Linked DNA regions of Homo sapiens: region 2 is linked to region 1. Evidence: chromatin loops called from intact Hi-C (ENCODE). Cell type or tissue: left lung. All regions are shown on one strand. Each heading gives the region's core, and the rest is flanking DNA. Links, peaks and the distances in the headings are about the cores only.

Evidence for each region. Hi-C counts contacts between places; a loop is a spot of excess contacts. Peaks named below come from ENCODE experiments on the same cell type or tissue, not always from the same donor. Only the 100,000 strongest peaks of a DNase experiment are listed, where the experiment ranks them.
Region 2: a loop joins it to region 1, with 7 times the contacts of the local background. A loop is called at or near these places in 105 of 110 quality-filtered maps.

What each region holds. Positions count from the first base shown.
Region 1 is chr6:31,362,121-31,370,649 of GRCh38, forward strand. It overlaps the pseudogene DHFRP2 and the pseudogene RNU6-283P. Among named protein-coding and RNA genes, the nearest start is that of HLA-B, 9.2 kb to the left of the region's middle. In left lung, for the core only: a CTCF peak has its summit at 4,982 (motif pointing left); a DNase peak (open chromatin) is centred at 4,951; H3K4me3 peaks cover 442 bases; H3K27me3 peaks cover 884 bases.
Region 2 is chr6:31,132,644-31,141,225 of GRCh38, forward strand. PSORS1C1 (psoriasis susceptibility 1 candidate 1) reads left to right here. Exons shown (of 6, transcript NM_014068.3): 4 at 5,787-5,816; 5 at 6,013-6,136; 6 at 6,998-7,449. The coding sequence ends at 7,289. PSORS1C2 (psoriasis susceptibility 1 candidate 2) reads right to left here and starts at 6,423. Exons shown (of 2, transcript NM_014069.3): 1 at 6,329-6,423; 2 at 4,891-5,663. The coding sequence starts at 6,383. The coding sequence ends at 5,308. It also overlaps the pseudogene POLR2LP1. RefSeq lists an enhancer at 4,943-5,923. In left lung, for the core only: CTCF peaks have their summits at 4,951 (motif pointing right) and 5,153; a DNase peak (open chromatin) is centred at 4,998.

The DNA.
Region 1 (8,529 bases), core at 88-8,087:
TCAAGGATAGGCAAATGAGATATTTCAGGTAAAAGAAAATTAAAAGAATTTGTCACCAGCAGATCTGTACAATTACAATTGGTAAAGAAAATTCTTCAGACTAGAGGCAAATGATACCAGGTGGAAAATGAGATTATCAAAAAAGATGAAGATGATCAAAAATGGTAAATATTGAGCTAAGTGCAAAAGGCTATCTTGCTCTCCTCATTTATTCTTACTTTATATACATAGAACTGTTTAAAGATAAGAAAAAGTTTTTTATCGTGGGACTTACAACCTATATAGATATATTACATATAATATCTATACCATAAAAGATGGACATTTTATAGAGGATAAATGGTTGCAATATTTCTATATTTATGGGCACTAGTACATTATTAACTGAAAGTAGTCTGTGAAATGTTAAGAATGAGTTAAGTTCTGAAGGAAATTGTGACACTAAAAACCATTCAAAAGATCGACAAGTCTCGGAGATGGTTTTTTGAAAACAAATCCTAGCCAGTCTTGAGTATCATCATCCTACGATTTCAGAACTATCGTGAATATAAAAGTAATCAAAGAACAGTCCTGCCCAGAAAGAGGAGTTATCCCTAAATATGGTGTCCCTGGGACAGCTGGCCCTCCCTGCTGGACCTCTTCCACATGTATGCTTTCTGCAGTGACTTTGTTGTCTTGCTCTTCCACTCTACCCAGTGTCCTGACCCAAGAGACAAGGGGCGTCTGCTGCTGTGTCCACACTTGGAGAAGGAAATCTTGAAGGTGTCAGTACATTACAAGCTGGGCATGACAGCTCACCCCTGTAATCCCAGCAATTCAGGACGCTAAGGCAAGAGGATTGCTTGAGATCAGGAGTTGGAGACCAGCTTGAACAACATTGTGAGAACCTCGTCTCTAAAAGATATAAAAATAAGTAAACTTAGCTGGGCACGGTGGTGGGCACTTGCATTCCCAGGTATTGGGGAGGCTGAGATGGGAAGATCCCTTGGGCTTATGGATTCAAGTCTGTAGTGAGCTGTGATCGCATCACTGGACTCCAGCCCAGACCACAGAGTGGGATCTTGACTCAAACAACAACAACAACAACAAACATTGTAAACCTTTGCTCACCATGGGTTATTTTATTTATTATTTATTCAGTGTGTATTTTGATTTTATTTTACTGGCAGCACAATAAACCAGGACCTGCTGAAACTAGAAATCACATCCACTTTCCAGTGTTAAAAAGCCCAGTCCAGGCAGGTGAGAAGGAGACAGTCCTCATTAGCACTGAGGATTCAGGGAGAATGAGATGGGCTGGGCAGGAAGGTTTTTTTGTTTGTTTGTTTGTTTGTTTGTTTGTTTTCTATGAACAAGTGTGACTTTTTATTATGATAGAGTTGTTTTTATTAAAGGAATACATGAAAATGGTTAAGTAAAATCAAATGGCTCCAAAAGTCTTACAATGAAAACAACAGTCCTGCCAGTTGTTCTCTCGAGAGGCAAACACTTTTCATTCTCTTAGTTTTTCCTCCTGGTAGTTACCTTCATGGGTTTTTCCAAATTATTATTTTTTTAGTTTTTCAAGTGGGTGCATATATTAATACATGTAATTTTAAAAAGCCTCTTCAGTTTATAATGCATCCTAACAGTCCCCTGCCCCATCCCTCCTAATTCTCCAGAGCAATGACTTTTAACTCTTTTAGCAATGTCTTCTATTTTTTTCTCACATAACTACTTAGTCATTTCTTGATTATTTTATACATTCTATAGTAATTTCTTGATATGACAGATGAGGATTTAGCTCTTACACCATCACTACCTTCACTTTTCCCCCCATATTGTCCCAAAGTAGTTACCAGATTTAGGGGCTAAGTAGTCACCACATCATTATGAGTATGTACATATTGCTCATTGTTGAGAAAAACAGAGTATTATGCTCTTGCTTCCTGCCTTGTGCTTCCTTCTGCCCTAGAATTAATGATTGCCTAACCACCCTTCCCCCTTGTTTTTTTTTTTTAACTTTTGCTTTATCTTCAATGAACTACTTTCCAAATGCCCCAAATCTGGCCATAACCTATTATTATTTTTAAGAGAAGGGAATCTTACTATGGTGGCCAGGCTGGTCTGGAAATCTTGGGCTCAAGCCAACCTCTTTGCTTAGCCTCCTGAGTAGCTGGAACTACAGGCATGGGCCATTCCACCCAGCTAACCTATTAATATTTTTACTGTTTCTTTTTAAAGCCAGCTCCATAGCTGGAATATTTCCTGTGTTGGATCCTATTTGCTGGATCCATGTCATTCTCTGGTTTGTCTACTCCTTCATTTTGCTGGAGTATTTTCTCCAATAGTTTCCCAACAAAAGATACATGGAGGTAACCCCTGAGTCTTTGCTTGCCTAAAAATGTATTATTTTACCTTCACCCTTGATTATTTGGCTGAATATAGATTTATTCGTTGAAAATAACTTTCTTTCTGGAATTCTGAAGGCATGGTTCCATTGTTTTCAGCTTCTTTTTCGAGACAAGGTCTCTTCTGTCACCCAGGCTGGAGTGCAGTGGCACAATCACAACTCACTGCAGCCTCGAACTCGCAGGCTCAATTGATCCTTCCATCTCAGCTCCCTGAGTAGATGGGACTACAGGTGTGCGCCACAATGCCCAGCTAACTTTTGTATTTTTTGTAGAGATGGGGCTTCACCATGTTGCCCAAGCTGATCTCAAGGTATCTGCCTGTCTCTGCCTCCCAAAATGCTGAGCCACTGTATTACAGGCATGAGCCACTGTGCCTGGCCAGTTTTTCTTTTATTCTCTCTCTACTTTCTTCATTTCTCAAAGGCATCTCAAACTCAGTGGGCCCAAACCCAGGGCAAACTCCATCAGAATATCCTGCTACTTCTGACTTTAAAATATATCTTAAATCACAGTTTCTTACTACATGCAACCCTTTGGTTCAAACTACCATCATCCCTCACTTGAACTTAGAATTGGTTTTCCTGCTTCTGTATTTTTTTAAAACATAAAATATTTCAAATAAACCATGCGTGGCTTTATACTTTTTACTACATAAAAAGAATAAAGATCTGGGGTGGCTCAAGCCTATAATCCCAGCACTTTGGGAGGCCGAGGCAGGCGGATCACTTTAGGTCAGGAGTTTGAGACCAGCCTGACCAACATTGTGAAACCCCGTCTTCACCAAAAACACAAAATTAGCCAGGCGTCGTGGCACGTGCCTGTAGTCCCAGCTACATGGGAGCCTGAGGCAGGAGAATCATTTGAACCTGGGAAGTCAGAGGTTGCAGTGAGCTGAAGTTGTGCCATTGCACTCCGTCAGGGTAACAAGAGCGAAACTCTGTCAAAAAAAAAAAAAAGATATGAAGAGCTTATATACTTAAACATGAAATTGCTTTAAGTGTTTGCCATTCACTGTTCACATGCATGCCAGCAGCTTCTTACTGCAAACACCTGGGACTTGCTATAGAGCAGCTGGAGTACATTCTGCCCACACACAGGACAGGGAGCTGACAACCAAGGAGTGGGGGATCAATATGCCAGCTTTCTCCCCTCCGTTTCCCTGTATCTCAGCAGTATGGAGTTTGTTACCAGTGAGAACCTGCTCACTGGCTTTAAACTGGTTTTCTTACCTTCTCAGTTCCATTTCTCCGTACCTCAATTGATGATTTCTGGTAAGACCTAGAAAATAAACTGCTTTCACTGAAATTGCAGTCTTGGAACCTGCTTTGGGTTCCCCAAAAGACAGAAATATATTCATTTTCCCATCACTGGACTTCCAGGTTGTTTTCAATTTTTCACTGTTACAAACAAGGCTGCAACATTTGCGTGCAAACCTCTGGGTATACACGTAAGGAGCTTTCGGTATTTCCCACTAGTGAAACTTCTCAGTTGGAGGGTATGTGCATCTTCATCTTTAAGAAATACTACCAACATTTGAAAAGCCCGACAATGTCAAGGACTGGCAAGAGTCCCATATGCGATGGGTGTGGAATGGCAGCTCACTGTAGCAGGTGCTGGGGACTCAGTCAGGGTCTTGGAGAGGCACTTAATTATAGCAAGAATATTTCATAAGTGGTATCTGATATAGTCAAGATTAGTGGGGAGTAAAAACATGTTGCTTAGAAATAATTATCCAAAGATCTAAAGTCAACAAAAGTCTTTTTTTCTAATGTAAAAATATAAACTTTTTTTCAGAGGGAGGGGGAACAACTTAAAATAAACCAGAAAACACCTTCATATTAATCATTCTTCTCATATACTTGAAATTTGTACTTAATACATCCGAGAGAACGCCTGGATATTCTGGCAGAATTTTATATTTCTCCAAATCAATTTCTGGAAAAAACGTGTCACTTTCAAAGTCCTGCATGATCTTTGTCACAAATAGTTTAAGATGGCCTGGGCGACTCATGGCTTCCTTATAAACAGAACTGCCACCAACTATCCAAATCATGTCTACTCTATTTGCTAATTCTGGTTGTTAAGTAAGTTTTAAGATCTCAACCAGACTTCTGGCAAGAAAATGAGCTCGTTGTGGAGGTTCCTTGAGTTCTCTGCTGAGAACTAAATTAATTCTATCCTTTGAAGGTCGATTCTTCCCAGGAATGGAGAACCAGGTCTTCCTACACAAAATCACCAGATTCTGTTTACCTTCTACTGAAGAGATTGTGTCATTCTCTGGAAATACCTAAATTCATTCCTGAGCGGCGGTCAGGGCAGGTCCCCGTTCTTGCCGATGCCCATGTTCTGAGACACAGCGACGATGCAGTTTAGCAAACGAACCATGACAGCAGCGGTGAGCTCCTCCAAGCCCGCTCGCTACACCAGGACGCGCGGCCAAGATTGGCCGGAAGGTTTTTACTTGGAAACTGGAGGATGAGCCATGACATCCCTCTCTCCACCTCAAAGCTCGTCCTGGGCATCCACCTCCAGGGAGCAGAAGCAGCGCAGCAGCGCCACCTGGTGGTCGATGCGCTTCCTTTGCAGATCACGCACAGCCCTGAGATCCACCTCTCCTTCCTACGCACCACGCATTTCTTCACTGGACACCAGCCTGCGTCAATCTTCCTGTAAAGCAAAAGAAGCGTGAGGTTGGTGGGGGAGGAATGGTGTTATCTCCACCTTTGGCGAGATCCATGTCACCGTGTTCAGGGGAAGGGCCAGGCCTTACTCCCCATGCAGAGAGGAGGCTCTGGCCGTGAAGGCGCCTGTGGAGAGGTGAGGACCCGCTCCCTCTACACTGATGGCCAAGAGCCTGCAGATGGCAGGGAAGGCTTCCCTTCAGCTGTGTCCTATCAGGTTCTTCCAGGAGTCCAGGAGTAGACCTGCATATTGCCTCTGGTGATGTGAGCTGCATGCACACCTAGAAGTGAGGTCACCCCTTCTGGGGGTCCTGGGGCTGCTGGTTGTCCTGGGTGCTCAGAGGGAAGATGGGGAGGGGGCTTCGTGCAAAACAGTAACCATACTCTATAAATTATTTTTTCATTAGCCTTTGTGTCATAAAATAAAATCTAGGACTCCAAAAGGAAAAAAAGAAGGTCTAAAATTTGTGTCCTTTAATAAAAAGTAAACACCCATTAACCACCAAGGATAGACGTTTGCGGAGCAAACCAGAAGCCCCATCATTTGCCCCAGCTCAGCAATAAACTCTTTCCTCCCCCAAATAAAAATACATCCTGACTTTTACGATCATAACTTCTTTGTTCTATTTTATATTTTTATCATCCAAAACTATGATTTAGTTTTACCTTTAGAAATATGCTTTTGTTCTCTTTTATTCTATAGATTCTTTCTTGAAATTTATATTGTGTGGTAGAACTTCCCATAGTGTGCATTTTGCTGATTGCTCCCCAAGCCATTGTTTGAATATGTGTTTTTATTATCTGTATTGCCTCTAAATTGGTAATTGGCTATGGAGGTTAGCTTCTATTCAGGCTTGATTTCTTTCTCACTTGTATTTGTTTGATGGTGCTGTATTGTGTTCTTCCATCAAGAGGAAGAACCTCACATTAGTTTTTTTTATTGTGTTGTTAATCGCCATTGCTGTTCAATGGTTAAATCTGTTAATTCTTGATGGGTTGCAAAAGAGTTATTATAGTCTCAGTCTCTCATTCCTTCCTCATTTATTATCTGAATAATTTCTAAGTAAGAGATTCACCCTCCTGTACTGTTTGTTTACTACTAGAAACTTGCTTTTTGAGAGACTAAGCCAAGCATCTACTCACCTATGACCCAGCAATAGCAGTCTTAGTTATCAACCAATAGAAATGCATGTATGTGTGTGCCAAAATATATGAAAATATTATTCATAGCATCACGATTTGTAAAATCTGGATATAACACAATTGTCTATCAACAGCAAAGGGACAAGAAATGTGAGCTATTTATAAAGTGGAGCATTGGACAGCCATGGGAGTGAATAGGCTATGACCACACACAGCAGGATGATGAGACCCAGGAGCATGATGGTGACTGTATAATGCCATTCAACTGGAACTGGCAGAACTTATCTGTGTTAGAAATCAGGAGTGGCTACTCTAGGGTTGGGGAGGGTGGTTTGTGACTGAGTAAGATCCAGTGATGTTTCTGGGAGGCTGTGATTGGTGTACTTTGATGTGGGTGTTGTTTACCTGAGTGTTCACTATGTGAAACTCCACTGCCCACTTGTGGATTGTCCTTCTTTCTCCACGCATGCTGTCCTTCACTCAAATATACTTTGCTGATGTTTTGAAGCAATTCTATCTACGCTAAGAAGAATCGCTCCTACTGCACATCCTTGGAAATGCTGGATTGAAAAAATTAGTGCAATTGTTTTTAATTCCAGGAAACAAATACATATAAAGAGGAAAATCTACAACAAGAGCAGTAGGTTTGGGAGCTGACACCAGAACAGCTTTGGAAATGGCTCTCGAGCCAGGAACTAGGGATCAAACCCAAACAAACCCATAGGAGGTGGGGGGTGTGAAATGATGTCCAATAGCGCATGAATGAACGAGTCATGGGCAGTCGCTCATGGCTTGGCTGGCCAGTCACAAACGAGGAAAATAGAGTTGGAAAACTGGGAGGTAGAGGAGAGAGGTACGCATAGACCTCTTGCTATAGGCCGAGTGTGTGACGATAGTGGTTGTGTGTGGATGCCTACCAGAGGGTCTTTAAGGGGATGGGGCTCCCTGTAACCAGGTGGGTGAGATGGCTTGATGGACGATGCCACTCAGCCACACAGGCCTTGCTCATGGAGTCCCTGCACAAAGTGGCCATGGTGGCTGTGATGGACACTACATGGGCACAGCAATTGCGTCGCCACTCACCAAGGCTGAGCTGGCAGCTGCCACTGCTGAGGGCCCAGCCCACCAAAAGCAGCTGTTTTTTTGACGGAGAAATAAAACAGGCAGTGGTAATTAAGAATAAAATAACATTATGATAGATAAATATGCCACTAAAGATATAGTAGAGGTTTAAATAATTTTGAGACTATGAACAAGATTATGGCAATGGGGAGAACTTACTACAAGTAAAGAAGTTAAAACAGTTGTAAAACTTTTTTTCCGTTCAGGCATATCCAGACTGTTTTACACATAAGTTCTACCAAAACTTTGAAGAAGGTTACTGAACTTATACGTAATATTCAAGAGAATGAGGAAACATAGAGAAAGCCAGTAAACTCATTATTGTTTATGTATAAATAACATTGATTCTAAAGCCAGCTAGGGAATACATAAGAGAAAAGCATGATAAGATAATCACTTCTAAGCAATTAGAGGTAAAAATACTGAGAAAAATAATACTAGATTGTGTCCACCAATGAGCTATAAATAAATTAAATATCCTGCCCAGGTTATTCATCCCCAGAATACAAGAATATTTAAACTTCAAATCTGTAATGCATTTTACCACTTAATTAAAGAATAAAAGACGGAGATAATGACATTTTATTAGATGCAGAAATTACTGCAGATGAAATTCAACACTCCATCTCACCCACATTTCTTCAGTTATCTCCACTTCTAAGAACTTGTGATCAGTACTCGCTTTGGCAGCACATATATTAAAATAGGAATGATACAGAGAAGATCAGCACGGCCCCTGCACAAGGGTGACATGCAAATTCATGAAGCATTCCATATTTTTAAACTCTCAATAAACTAGGTATTGAAGGAACATACCTCAAAATAATAAAAGTCATCTATGACAAACCCACAACCAATATCATACTGAATGGGCAAAAGCTGGAAGCATCCCCCTTTAACACCAGCACAAGGCGAGGATGCCTTCTCTCACTATTCCTGTTCAACATAGTATTGGAAGTTCTGGCCAGGACAATCAGGTAAGAGAAAGAAAGGATATTCAAATAGGAAGAGAGGAAGTCAAATTGTCTTTGTTTGCAAGTGACATGATCCTATATCTAGAAAACCCTATTGTTTCGGCTGAAAAGCTTCTTAAGCTGAAAGGCAACTTCAGTTAAGTCTCAGGGTACAAAATCAGTGTGCAGAAGCCATAAGCATTCCTATACACCAACAATAGACAAGCAGAGTCAAAT
Region 2 (8,582 bases), core at 284-8,283, 230 kb before region 1:
GTTCCAGACCAGCCTGGGCAACATGGCAAGACATCATTTCTGCAAGAAATTAAAAAATTAGCCCAGTGAGTGGAGTGCATCTATAGTACCAGCTACTCAGAAGGCTGAGGCAGGAGGACCACTTGAGCCCAGGAGGTTGAGACTGCAATGAGTTATGATTGTGCCACTGCACTTTAGCCTGGGTGACAGAGTGAGACCCTGTCTTAAAAAAAAAAAAAAGTAATGAGGGTGGGGAGGAGTGGAAAGGGAGTGGGAAAGTGGGACCCAAGCACATGAGTGGAACCAAGCTAAGTCTCATGGAGGGCTGGGGTACTGACACCTTCATATTTGTCCACCGTTGGTTAAGGTCTGGGGGCGGGCTGGGGGAGTGGGAGGGTGGTGGCATGTGAGGATGTGGGAGAGAAAAATTTCCAAGTGCTTCCAGCTCTCTGCCCCTGGAAAAGGTCCCGGCAGAGGCATAGGCGGGGCTGTTGGGAGTGATTTAGCACTCTGGGAGTCCGTAGGCACAAAAATGGTAAAGGGGTTCAAGAAGAAATGCGTAGAACACAGTCCCTGCCCCACAAGGTTCATGGCCTGGGAAGGGAAGACAGACATGAATAAATCATTGCCATAGGGTGACTGGGGTGAAGGGCGTTGGGGGTCGGGTGGGGTGCGGGAAGGAGTGGTGTAGGCAGAGGCATCCCTGAGGAGAAATGCAGCTGGTTTGGGAGAGGACGGCCATTCCAGACATAGGGAACAGCACACACGAAGGCTGATGCACATACGCGCAAGGGCTGGTCCCTAGAGCTGGTGGTTCTGGCCACGAGAGCTCATCACCTGGGGGCAGCTTTTGTACCTGCACCCTGTATGAGGCTCCGGGTCTGCCCTTCCTGGTCCATCCTCCAGACACACTGCCTGTTCTTCTCTCAGGTCCCGCTCCGGGCCCTCCTCCCAGAAGCCTCCCCTGACTAGTCCAGCTCACCGTGACTCTTCTGAACTCACGGCGTTTACTGCCAAGGCTATTACGTTGGCGCTCGCTCATGTCATTATTAGGAAATATGCATTTTTACTGTCTTTGATGTTATTTAAACTTGCCTGTAAATTCTGTCTCTCTCAATTTTAAGTTCTGAGTAGAAACTACATATTTTTATTATTTATATTCTTATATTCTCCCATGGCACCCGGCATTCGTGGACACATTGAGGAAGTAAGATAATGAATGAATGAATGGGTGAATCCAGTCCAGCTTGGGGCCTATTTAATTCTACTAGGCTCAACCTACAATTCTTATGTGTTCTCAGATTATTCCTAAACCCTAAGCTTAGTTTTGTTTCATTCGGACCACATGTAGTTTTTTTTTGTTTTTTGTTTTCTGAGATGGGGTCTTGCTCTGTCGCCCAGGCTGCAGTGCAGTGGCACGATCTTGGCTCACCGCAACCTCTGCCTCCCAGGTTCAATGGATTCTCCTGCCTCAGCCTCCTGAGAAGCTGGGATTACAGGCGCCCGCCACCATGCCCAGCTAATTTTTTTGTATTTTTAGTAGAGACAGGGATTCACCATGTTGGTGAGGCTGGTCTCGAACTCCTGACCTCAGGTAATCCACCCGCCTCAGCCTCCCAAAGTGCTAGGATTACAGGTGTGAGCCACCACGCCTGATCTCATGTGTAGTTTTTTGGTTTTTTATTTGTTTGTTTTTTTGAGATGGAGTCTCGCTCTGTCGCCCAGGCTGGAGTGCAGTGGCACGATCTCGGCTCACTGCAAGCTCCACCTCCCAGGTTCACGCCATTCTCCTGTCTCAGCCTCCCGAGTAGCTGGGACTACAGGCGCCGGCCACCATGCCCGGCTAATTTTTTTTGTATTTTTTAGTAGAGACTGGGTTTCACCATGTTAGCCAGGATGGTCTCGATCTCCTGACCTCGTGATTCGCCCGCCTTGGCCTCCCGAAGTGCTGGGATTACAGGCGTGAGCCACCGCGCCTGGCCTCTCATATGTAGTTTTTAATGAGAGTTACCACATAAGCAAACTGGGTTCTAAGTGGTGAAATTTAAGGTTATGCAACCTCAGTTTCTTTTAACCCCTCTTCATCCCTAACCCTGGTCGGATACTTGATTGACAGTAGACCATTGGGATCTCTGAGCTCCTGTCCTTCTAACCTGATTGCCTCTTTAAAGGATTTTGAAAAACTATGTCCCTTGCACATTTGTATTGTTTTGAGACACGGTCTCACTCTGTTGCCCAGACTGGAGTGCAGTGGTGCCATCTTGGCTCACTATAGCCTCAACCTCCCAGGGTCAAGCAATCTTCCCACCTCAGCCTCCTGAGTAGCTGGGACTACAGGTGCGGGCCACCACATCTGGCTAATTTCTTAAATTTTCTGTAGAAACAGTTTTGCCATGTTGCCTAGGCTGGTCTCAAACTCCTGGCCACAAGCAATCCACCCGATTCGGCCTCCCGAAGTGCTGGTATTACAGGCATGAGCCACCTTGCCCAGCCCCTTGCACATTTTTAAGTCAACATTTAACATTTGTAATAATTTAATAGCATTCCAAAGGGTATGCTTTTCAAGGAATTGCAAATACATGTTAAAAATCACATCACTATTTATGTATTTATTTATTTATTTATTATTTTTGAGATGGAGTCTCACTCTGTCTCCCAGGCTGGAGTGCAGTGGTGCGATCTCGGCTCACTGCAACCTCTGCCTCCCAGGTTCAAGCAATTCTCATGCCCTAGCTTCCCGAGTAGCTGGGATGCCCAGCTAAGTTTTTTGTATTTTTAGTAGAGACAGAGTTTCACCATTGTCCAGGCTGGTCTTGAATTGCTGACCTCAAGTGATCTGCCTACCTCAGCCTCCCAAATGCTGGGATTACAGGCGTGAGCCACCATGCCTGGCCATGTCAGTTTTTAAAATTAAAAACAATTTGTTGTGCTCAGTCTGTCGGAGACTGCACGTCACTCTAAGTGTAGCAAATTGAATATAATGCCATAGAACTTTCATATCTGTTAGCATCCTTTTAAAAAATACGTGAACAAGCCCTTGAACAAGTGTTAGAAACAGTTATTCTATTTGTATTGCAATTATTGCAGTTAACCAAAACTAGGAATATTCACAAGGATTAAACATAAAAAGTTGGTCAGGCGCGGTGGCTCGTGCCTGTAATCTCAGCACTTTGGGAGGCCAAGATGGGCCGATCACTTGAGCTCCGGAGTTTGAGACAAGCCCGGGCAACACGGTAAAACCCCATCTCTAAAAACAAAACAAAACTAAACTAAACAAATACAAAAAATTAGTCAGGGGTGGTGCACCTGTAGTCTCAGCTACGCCAGAGGCTGAGATAGGAGGATTGCTTGAGCCCAGGAGGTTGAAGCTATACGAGCCATGATCGTGCCACTGCACTCCAGCCTGGATGACAGATGGAGACCCTGTCTCAAACAAACACACAAAAAGACATGAAAAGTAACTTATTGAAAATGCATCTCTTGGCCAGGCGTGGTGGTTTACACCTGTAATCCTAGCACTTTGGGAGGCCAGGGCAAGCAGATCCCATGAGATCAGGAATTCGAGACCAGCCTGGCCAACATGGCAAAATCCCATCTCTACTAAAAATAGAAAACTTATCTGGGTGTGGTGGCACACACCTGTAATCCCAGCTACTCGGGAGGTTGAGGCAGGAGAATCACTTGAATCCAGGAGGCGAAGGTTGCAGTGAGCTGATATCTGTCGTGCCACTGCACTCCAGCCTGGGCGACAGAGAGATAATACGTCTCAAAAAAAAAAAAAAAGAAAAGAAAGAAAATGAATCTCTTAATGAGATGGGAAAGGTTGATTTGTTTCCTATTGACCTTTGGCGGCTCTGGGAAGGGCACTCTGGTCAGGCCCAGGACAAGCAGGAGATTCATTCTAGCGGGGGGCACATATTAATCTGGAAACTGATTCCCTTAAAACTGGTCCTGCCGACACACCCCTGGGAAGGTTTGCATATACCACTAGGGGTATCCAAGCCATAGGCCATTAAACAGAGATGAAACTTGCCTTCCCATTCTTTAATATAGTGTTCTCAGAAAGGGAGAAATGTGGGCCTGAATGTTATTGTGACTTGCATAGTGACATTTCCAACCCTCCTCCTGCTAAGCCCCAGAGCCTTACATGCTGGACATGGGCAAGATAGGAACTCAAGTTACTTCCAGGTCTCCGTAAGTTTAGGACTGTGAAGAGGGCATCCTAATAGTCAAAAACATAAGTGTTGGCCGGGCACGGTGGCTCACGCCTGTAATCCCAGCCCTTTGGGAGGCCGAGGTGGGCAGATCACGATGTCAGGAGTTCGAGACCAGCCTGGCCAACATGGTGAAACCCCATCTCTACTAAAATACAAAAATTAGCCGGGCATGGTGGTGCGCACCTGTAATCCCAGCTACTCAGAAGGCTGAGGCAGGAGAATGGCTTGAACCCGGGAGGCGGAGGTTGCAGTGAGCCGAGATCGTGCCATTGCACTCCAGCCTGGGCATAGAGTGAGACTCCGTCTAAAAAAAAAAGAAAGAAAAAGAAGAAAGAGGCCGGGCGCTGTGGCTCACGCGTGTAATCCCAGCACTTTGGGAGGCCCAGGCGGGCAGATCACGAGGTCAGGAGATCGAGACCACTCTGGCTAACACGGTGAAACCCCGCCTCTACTAAAAAATACAAAAAATTAGCCTGGCGTGGTGGCGGGCGCCTGTAGTCCCAGCTACTCGGGAGGCTGAGGCAGAATAGCGTGAACCCGGGAGGCGGAGCTTGCAGTGAGCCGAGATCGTGCCACTGTACTCCAGCCTGGGCGACAGAGCGAGACTTCGTCTCAAAAAAAGAAAAAAACAAATAAATAAAAATAAATAAAAAAGACCCTAAGTGTTAGTTAAAGCAGCAGCCTAGATTCAGAATTAAGAAAACATGATTTTTATTTTTCCGTTTCATGGAAGCAGCAGCTGTCTACTGATAGTTCCTGCCGCCGGCCACCAGGTGGCAGAAGGGAACACAGTACCATAGCCCTGCCCCAGCGATCGCGCGGGCAGGAAGACCGGGTGGGAGGTAGGTGCGGCCGAGGCCTGGAGGCGAGGTAGGAGAGTAGGCTTAGGCTGTCAGAGGAAAAAACGGGCGATGTGAGGACTAAGTATGGATCTCAGGAGGGGACAGGAAATATTGAGAACACCACCTTACGGGTTCAGAATAAAACCGAGGGAATGAGGAAGAGGTTTAAGGAGACAGGCTAAATTGGGAAGAATTCACGGGGAATCAGAGGGTGGAGAGGGCGTGGGTGCCTGGAGATGCCTGGGAACAGAACGGCTGAGGGGACTCCATTATCTGTACTCTTCCCGGGGTGGGTCTAGGTCTGGCTCCTCCTGAGGTCGGTTGTCCACCTCAGGGGCAGGAGGCCAGGGGTTTTCTGGGGGCTGGGGTCCTGCCGGCCAAGGGTCGTCAGGCCGGGGAGGTTGAGGAGGATCCGTTCTAGGCGGTTCAGGGAGCCAGACTCCAGTTTCAGGCAGGTCTCTCCAGGGACGACTGGGGCGGGTAGGCGGAGGATCTTCAAAGAGAGGGGGTGCCCCTGGCCAAGGGTCACCGGGGACTGGGGGGCCCTGAGGCAATGTTGGGGAGCCTGCCTCCTCTCGGTCCTCTGCGGGTGGGTGAGAGGGGTGGCCCTCGCTGCCTGAGATGCCTGTAAAGGAGGAAGGAGAAAGGTAAGAGGTGGTGAGGGCTTCTCTCCCCAGCCCCACCCAGCCCCAGCCCCAGGAGGAGGAGCCTGTCTGGATGGACGCAGCCTGAACTGACCCACAAACAGACCAAAAAAGTCACTCTCAAAGAGCTCTCGGTAGGTTTGTAAATACTTAACTGATGGTAAAATGTCATGAACCCCTACCCCCGATGGATCTGAACCGTTCACTTGACCCACTTTAAACTGACCAGACTTCTCCAAATAAGCTCCATCCACCCCTGGTTGGGGTACCCCACTAGCTTTGTCCTCAGGCCAACCTGCAACCCAAAGTGGGTTACACCTTGGCCCCCAGGCACACAGACCCCAGCTTTACAAGGACCCCAGCTCCTTAACACAGATCCCAGCTCCGAGGAAACTCGTCCCCCCCACGTTAATCCTGACCGACTTTGCCACATGGAGCCAGCAAACCATTTCTGGTGAGAGCCAAATGCACCTTCTGCACCATGTCCCCCACCCAATGTGTCCAGAAAGCCATTTCTGGTGAGCCAGATGCACCTTCTGCGTCCCCTGAATTCCTGTCCCCAACCCCATGCGTCCAGTTCACCTCCGCCATCTTGAGTATCCCTCATCACCCCAAACTGCAGTCCCTGCCTCTGTTCCCACCTCACCTCTGGTGTGCAGGCAAAGGACCAGGATCCCCAGGAGCTTCCAGTTGAGGATCATGGCTATGTACTGGCCCCCAAAGCTGGGGTGGGCTGAGTCTGGGTGCCTGGGAACCCCAAGAGGCTTTATAGGGGAGGAGTGGAGGAGGGACCAGCCCAGTGGCACAGGAATACCATCAGAACAGAACTGGTCAAACCCGTTGGGAAGGCCTGGGCTGATGTGTCACCCCTGAAGGTGGCGTCCCTTATTTTAGTCCTCCAGCCCAGGACCCAGCTGCCTGCTCTCCCTATCATGACCCAGAGCCTGCGTCACCCCACCCTGGTTTTCACACCCTCCATCCACATCCTGGAGCAGTCAATACCCACTTGGCATCTCCGTAATCACAGAGATGTCCACCTTCATCCCTTGCAACTATTGGAAGCCAAAGAATGGGAGCAAACCACGCGATGGGCGTTGGGAAGCACCGTAATTACAGGGTTGGGAGGCAGGATGCCTGCGCTGAGGGAGGAGGTGCTTTTCAAACCTGGGATGCAGCTGGGACAGTGTCAGCTACTACCCCAGCCTCCCCACTCACCCCCGCACTGAAAGCTCCCCCTGGGGCTTCGTGCTTTCCTGGGCACTTCCCTTCCCCCATGGGATCCAGGCATCCTGCTCTCCACCATGTCCTTCTTCAGGCATGCAGGGGACCTCCAAGCAATGATATCCAAGGAATTCCATCTGGCAGCCACCCAGGATGACTGCAGAAAAGGAAGGACACAGGAGGATATCCTGGTTCCCTCTTCCCACCCAGAGCTGTTTGCATCAGTCCTGCCAATGGCTCCGGAAGAAGCTGCCAGGCTCCAGCAACCTCAGCCCCTTCCTCCTCCCTCAGGAATCCACCTATCCGCCTCTAGGACCTTGGCTCCAACTCTATTGTACTCGTCTCCTCCCTCCCATTCTCCTTTTGGTCTCAGCTCCTTGATCTAAGCCTCCCAGAGAGACCCCTAGAACGTTTCCCTCAAGGACCTTTCTGCCTGGAAGTCTGTTAGCCTTTCAGAAGTAACATGTCCAAAATAAAATTTGATTCCTCCCAGGTTGTTCCCTGCCTGGTCCGCTACCCCACAGTAAGGAACACCTTATTATGCAATGGCGTGATCTCATCTGTTCCCTCCAGGGCTCACCCAGAAACCTTCGTTACACTCCTCCACCATCCACCTGCAAGCCCCTCCACACCCTGTCCAAACCCAGCCCATCATCCTGAGCCACCATCTCCCCTGAGCCTCCCCAACACCCTTCTAATTGGCCCCCTTGCTCCCACTGTTTATCCCTCCCCCTCACACAAAGCCTGTCCTCCACCAGCAAAAGAGGTCTTAAAATATACATCACGCGGGCCTGGTGTGGTGGCTCGCGCCTGTAATCCCAGCACTTTGGGAGGCCGAAGCGGGCGGATCACCTGAGGTCGGGAGTTCAAGACCAGCCTGACCAACATGGAGAAACCCCGTCTCTACTAAAAATACAAAAATATTAGCCGGACATGGTGGCACATGCCTGTAATCCCAGCTACTCAAGAGGCTGAGGCAGGAGAATCGCTTGAACCCAGGAGGCAGAGGTTGTGGTGAGCTGAGATCACACCATTGCACTCCAGCCTGGGCAACGAGTGAAATTCCGTCTCAAAAAAAAAAAACATATATATATATATATATATATCAGGCCAGGCGTAGTGGCTCATGCCAGCACTTTGGGAAGCTGACACAGGAGGACCGCTTGAGCTCAGGAGTTGTGTGCGCTGCTTCACCTGCAGCAAGACTGTGGGCAACACGTGGGAGGCCTACCTGGGGCTGCTGCAGTCCAAGTACGCTGATGGGGACGCCCTGGGCCTGAAGCGCCACAGCCGCTGCCTGCCGCATGCTGCTGGCCCACGTGGACCTGATGCGGAAACTGCTCAATTATGCCCTCCTGGGGAAGTGACCTGGTTAGACCCACCCATCTGCTGCGCTGGGTGCCGGGAGCAATCGCTGACCACAGTGCGTGGATATGTGTACCTCACTCTGGAAGGGACCATCCAGTAAGTCCCTCAGGAAAAAAAATGTACACCAAATCATGTTGCGTCTTCCCTTTGTTTGGGGAGTGAGGACAGGTTCTCGCTCTCTTAGGCTGGGGTGCAGTGGTGCGATCACAGCTCATTGCAGCCTCAACCTCTTGGGCTCAAACAATCCTCCCAACTCAGCCTCTGGAGTAACTAGGACCATGGGTGCACGCCACCATGCCCTCCAATGTTTT